Regions from separate parts of the Homo sapiens genome. Here region 1 is linked to region 2. Evidence: read pairs that join two places in POLR2A ChIA-PET (ENCODE). Cell type or tissue: MCF 10A. All regions are shown on one strand. Links, peaks and the distances in the headings refer to the core of each region. The heading gives the core; the rest is flanking DNA.

Region 1 (2,810 bases), core at 108-2,607, 57 kb after region 2:
TGTAGTTTGTATAAATCATAGAACTCCAAGGTCACAACTACCTGTAAGATGAAAAATTTAGTACCTTGTGTCATGGGTGAGTGACAACTATCTGGGCTGGTGGCATGGGGGAAAAATAATTTGCCAAGACAGTTGTAGGAAAAGAAAGGCAGATTTATTAGAGAAAGTATGAAAATACGTTGCAAGAAAGCAATGGGCAGCCAGGAAGAGAGGAGCTGACTACAAAGAAACAAAGGCTTGCTGGATGTTTTATAGGATAGTGTTTATGCTGTAGGCTGAAGAGGGCTTTGTGCAATACTGATAATGCCAAGGCTGCAGTGAGCTAACTTGCAATTTTCTATCAGCCAAGGGTCTGGTGATAGCTGGGCACAGGAAGAGTGTGAGTTATCTGCATAGGAGGGCTATGTGTCCTAGACTGTGAAGAAAGGCAGACTTGTAGCTTATCTGCTTTCTCTTTTTGCTTTCTCCTGATTCCACCAGCCTGACTCCTTTTCCCTAATTAGGATTCCACACCTTGATTACCCTTCAAAATGTGGGCTGGGCACAGTGTGGCTCACATCTATAATCCCGGTGCTTTGGGAGGGTGAGGTGAGAGCATTGCTTGAGCCCAGGAGTTCAAGACCAGCCTGGGCAACATAATGAGATCCCATCTCTACAAAAAGTTTAATAATTAGCTGGGTGTAGTGGCATGCGCCTGTAGTCCCAGCTACTTGGAAGGCTGAGGTGGGAGGATCACTTGAGCCCAGGAGTTGGAGGCTGCAGTGAGCTATGACTGTGCCACTGCACTCCAGCCTGGGCAACAGAGAGAGACCCTGATAATTAAAAAAACACATTTAGAAAGAGGTACTTGCTGATTTGTGTAGTCTGGATGGTAGGAAGCTGGAACAGGAGGCAAGGGAAGCATAACCTTTCAAGTGTGTGTTCAGGCCTGCTAGAACTCACCTTGGGAGGCTCAGAGATTTTTTGTATACTCTAGCATGCCAGTCAGGATTCACTATGGAAACCGAGTGACTACTTGAGAGAAGGAAATCAAACACAACAAAAGGAAACTGTCCAGAAAACAAGGAGCACGAGGCTGGATGTGCTCCACCAGTCAGGTGAGGTTAGGACAAAGCATAGTTCTGAAGACCTGACCTGGAGGCAGAGTGAAGACATCTCTCCCTTCAGATGTCTATCTGGAGTTCAGGGTTTCCTGGGTTCTGGTCTGCCCTGAATCAAAAGGTAAGGCCTAGAAAACCCAGAGAGGAGATTTTTGTTTCCTGGTGGCCAGGCTGCAGGGGAGGGATCAAAGGCAAACCCAGGGCAGGTGCTGCAGGCGCACCAGCCTGACTGGTGAGTCAGGCCTCCGGCATAAGAGTGGCGTCAGGAGGAGGGGGTGGGACCTTACCTGCCTCAGCTTGTTTCGGTTCCTTGACATTTTCTTCACTGTTGTGCAGAACCACACAGTCTGGGAGTTGGAGGAGCTGAAAGGAGACGTTAAGAGAAAGGGCTGCAAACGTAGGGGTGTTCAAGACATCCCCTTTGGGGGACAATGGGAAGCTCTCCTTTGTTTCTTCCCAAAAAGCCTAAGAATGTAACCCTGGACCAGGGGACTAGCTACGGAAATGGATAGGAAAGGGCAGGCTCACAAAGTGAGGGGAAAGGGAAAAAAAATCACAACATTATCAAAAACATCGTAGAGGGTGGACATTAGAAGCTATCCAAGGCCAACTTCTCATCTGAAGGAAGTAATGATTGCTAACATTTTGGGGGGCTTTCTTCATGCTAGGCTACTCTAATTGCTTTAAATTTATTAAGTCATTTAATCCCTCAAACAGCCACATGAACATTATTGGCCCCAGTTTATAGATGAGGCAATAGAGGTTAAGCAATCTGCATTTGCCTGAGGTCCCAGGTCGTGAATTGTGGGATCTGTCTACCCTTCACATTCGCAACTAAGTCAGCTAAGTCCCTTTGACCCAGTTCTCACATTCTTAAGAGCAGAAGGGCCATTTATAAGACAAGACCTTGGGGCCAGGGACAGTGGCTCATGCCTGTAATCCCAGCACTTTGGGAGGCCAAGGCAGGCGGATCACGTGAGGCCAGGAGTTCGAGAGCAGTGTGACCAACATGGTGAAACCTTGTCACTACTAAAAATACAAAAATTAGCCAGGCGTGGTGGCAAGTACCTGTAGTCCCAGCTACTCAGGAGGCTGAGGTACAAGAATTGCTTGAGCTGAGAGGTAGAAGTAGCAATGAGCCGAGATCGCACCATTGCACTCCAGCCTGGGTGACACAGAGAGACTTCATGTCAAAACAAAACAAAACAAAACAAAACAAAAAACAAAAAAATCAAAAGGAATAAAAGATAAGGCCTTGGGTAAGCATAGGCATAGATGTAGAATAAAGGTGACCAAAAATAAATAAATAAATAAATAAATAAATAAATAAATAAGTAAAAATAAAGAAAAAGAAAAGATAAGGCTTGGAGACACCTGCATTCTCCTCCAGCTGAGATACTGTCCACCCTCCAGGTCTGCTGGATCATGTGGCCACATGATGCCAACGTTGCTGGCAATGTCCATAAGGAAACCCTTTCTGAATATGATCCAGGAGACAGGCACCATCACCAGCCCCTGGCATGCAATAGCCAGAATGAAGATGCTGCTGGTCACTCTGGCCTGTGTGAAGCACACCAACTTCCTGTGGCTCATGTACATCAGCGAGGTGGTTGATGCCTGTCATCCCACACTTTAAGAGGCTAAGATGGGAGGATGATTTGAAGCCAGGAGTTCAAGACCAGCCTAGGCAATATAGCAAGATCTTATCTG
Region 2 (2,810 bases), core at 127-2,626:
CTAGATTTTGGAATAATATTTTATAGTTTCCAGTTACATGCCTACAATTATCTTTCTCTTGTTTTTACCAGCATCTATAGCAGATGTCAGATACAGAAAACAAAAACTAGAGTGTAGAAATATGTATCAATTTTCCTTTAACCCCTGCAGAGGAAAAAAAAAAAAAAAGCAGACATTTATGACTTTTTCTTCAAATCAACTCAGAAGAAGAGGTAAAACCTCTAAGACCATGAACATTCATTTATATTTAGGCCAATCTCATTTTCCCATCCGCGAACAGGCACTTTTCCTTATAATAGTATTGACAGTGGAAGAAACCACAAAATTATTGTGGTCTGACCACAAAAATTATTTCTATACTACACATTTGCAGACTTTTACACATTTACTGAAAAGTATAGCTGTTTGCTAATGAGGAAAATAGATTTATCTGTTAATATGATTAGCCAGTGAGGAGCTCAAAATTTTAAAAAAAAGCAGGCCATCAAACACCCTGGTTTGTCTTTCAGTTCCTCTTTTGAATAGTTCTCTTCTGCCCATTTTAATAAGCAGGTGGCATATTTGCAGATTTGTGAATTTCTCTACAAGCTGACATGAAGAATACAAAAATAATGAAAACATGCATATTTTATAAAGTGTGAATATTCACTATGAAAAAGGAAGGAAAGACCCAGAACTGGGAAATCTATCTTCTCTGTAAATGGTAAAGAAAGCTCACATCATATGAATATAAATTACTCTGGAAACAAGAAAATACAAGGCTAATCTAATAAATTAAGTTCTTAAGTTTAATTTTTCAAAAGGGCCAGGCACGGTGGCTCACGCCTGTAATCCTAGTACTTCAGGAGGCCGAAGTGGGTGGATCACTTGAGGTCAGGAGTTTGAGACCAGCCTGGCCAACATGGTGAAACCTCATCTCTACTAAAAATACAAAAATCAGCCGGGTGTGGTGGCAAGTGCCTGTGGTCCCAGCTACTTGGGAAGCTGAGGCAGGAGAATCGCTTGGACTTGAACCTGGGAGGCAGAGGTTGCAGTGAGCTAAGATCTGCCACCGCACTCCAGCCTGCACAAGAGGACCAGACTCTGTCTCAAAAAAAAAATTTTTTTTTTCAAAAGGTCATCATGAGATTGTTTTGTAAATGCCACTGATGCCCTTCCTTTTCCTGATTATTTTGATGATCCTCCTAAAATAAGCCTTAGAATTCATTCTTTCGTTGTTTTGGGTGTGCACATTAATTTGGCATTAATAAAAGAGTGCTTCAGACATAGTAGAGACTCAAAAATATTTGCTACATAAGTTAGAACATGAGTAAACCATAAAACCAACCATGTACCAAACTAGTTATTATCAATAATTATTCATTCCTTTTAGAGAGTTTATCTACTTTTAATACCTCTATGTAAATATCTATCTAGAAATAAAAGTTCTCCCACTTACTAGCTATGTAACCTTAGCTACATGCAATATATAACTTCATGTACTATATTGCCTAAGTCTATATTGTCATTTAGACTTAGGTTTTCTTCAACTGCAAAACAGGAATAATAATGCTGTATCTTCCTCCAGAGTTGGGAGGATTAAATGTGATAACAGATGTGAAAACATTCTGGATAATGTAAAGACAATTATCTACATTTCCAATACTCCATATCTCTGAGGACTGGCTAGATAAGACACTTAAACATTCTGGCAACTTTAGCTGGACATACCTAAAACCAGATACATAATTTGACTCCCCAAGTCCGTTTTCCCCTCTAGTCTTTACAATCTTGAGTCTATTATATTAACTGCCTAGGCATTTTCTGGCATAAATCCCAATAATCCCCACCTGCTGGTATTCTCACACCCTTGTGTGGGACTTGTTTCTGAAGAACAGTGAAAAGTGATGTGAATTCACCTCAGTGCTTAGGTTACAAAAGACTGTTAACTTCTCTCCAGGTAGCACTCTCTAGTCCTCTTACCTCCTCATTCTCAAGAAACAAGCTGCCAAGTTGTAAGATGCTCTGTGAAGAAGCCCATGTGGCCAGTGAACAAAGGAGGTCTCTGGCCATCAGTTCATGAGGAACTGAGTTTTTTGTCCAATGGGCCAAAAGGAACTGAATTGCACCAAGAGTCTCATGAATCAGCTAGGAAATGAATCCTTCCCAGTTCAGTCTTAAGAAAGACTCAGAGCCAGAAGACCCAGCTAAGCTGCACTGAGATTCCTGACCCAAAGACACTATGAAATAATAAATGCTGCTAATATATTAAATTTGGGGGTAATTTGTAATGCAGTAGTAGATACACTATCTCACACTGTATTTCAAAATAAATTCCAGATAGATTAAAAAGTTAAATATGAGCCTGGGCAACATCGCAAGATCCTGCCTCTAGAAAAAAATTTTAAAATTAGCTGGGCATGGTGGTGTACACCTGTAGTCCCAGCTATTCCAGAAGCTGAATAGGAGGATCACTTGAGCCTAGCAGTTCAAGGCTGCAGTGAGCTATGATGGAGACACCACACTCAACCCTGGGAGACAGAGAGAGACCTTGTCTCAAAAAAAAAAGTTAAATTGTAAAACTACCAAATTATTTTAAAACTTCATGAAAACAACTATTTATTTAACTATTTTTGAGACAGGGTCTTGCTCTGTCACCCAGGCTTGAGTGCAGTGGCACAATCACAGCTCACTGGAGCCTAGAACTCAAGCAATCCTTCCACCTCAGCCTCCTGAGTAGGCATGCCACCATGCCTGGCTAATTTTTTAATTTTTTGTAGAGATGGGGTCTCTCTATGTTGCCCAGGCTAGTCTCAAACTGCTGGGCTCAA

The links. ChIA-PET counts read pairs that join two places held together with the same protein. Peaks named below come from ENCODE experiments on the same cell type or tissue, not always from the same donor. Only the 100,000 strongest peaks of a DNase experiment are listed, where the experiment ranks them.
Region 1: POLR2A ChIA-PET joins it to region 2 with 6 read pairs; 11 of 35 experiments call an interaction of 5 or more read pairs at or near these places.

Annotation. Positions count from the first base shown.
Region 1 is chr3:125,646,450-125,649,259 of GRCh38, forward strand. No RefSeq gene overlaps it. Among named protein-coding and RNA genes, the nearest start is that of OSBPL11, 52 kb to the left of the region's middle. In MCF 10A, for the core only: no CTCF peak of the experiment used is centred there; DNase peaks (open chromatin) are centred at 1,362 and 1,892.
Region 2 is chr3:125,589,465-125,592,274 of GRCh38, forward strand. All of the region lies in intron 1 of OSBPL11 (oxysterol binding protein like 11), which reads right to left. Among named protein-coding and RNA genes, the nearest start is that of OSBPL11, 4.6 kb to the right of the region's middle. In MCF 10A, for the core only: no CTCF peak of the experiment used is centred there; no DNase peak of the experiment used is centred there.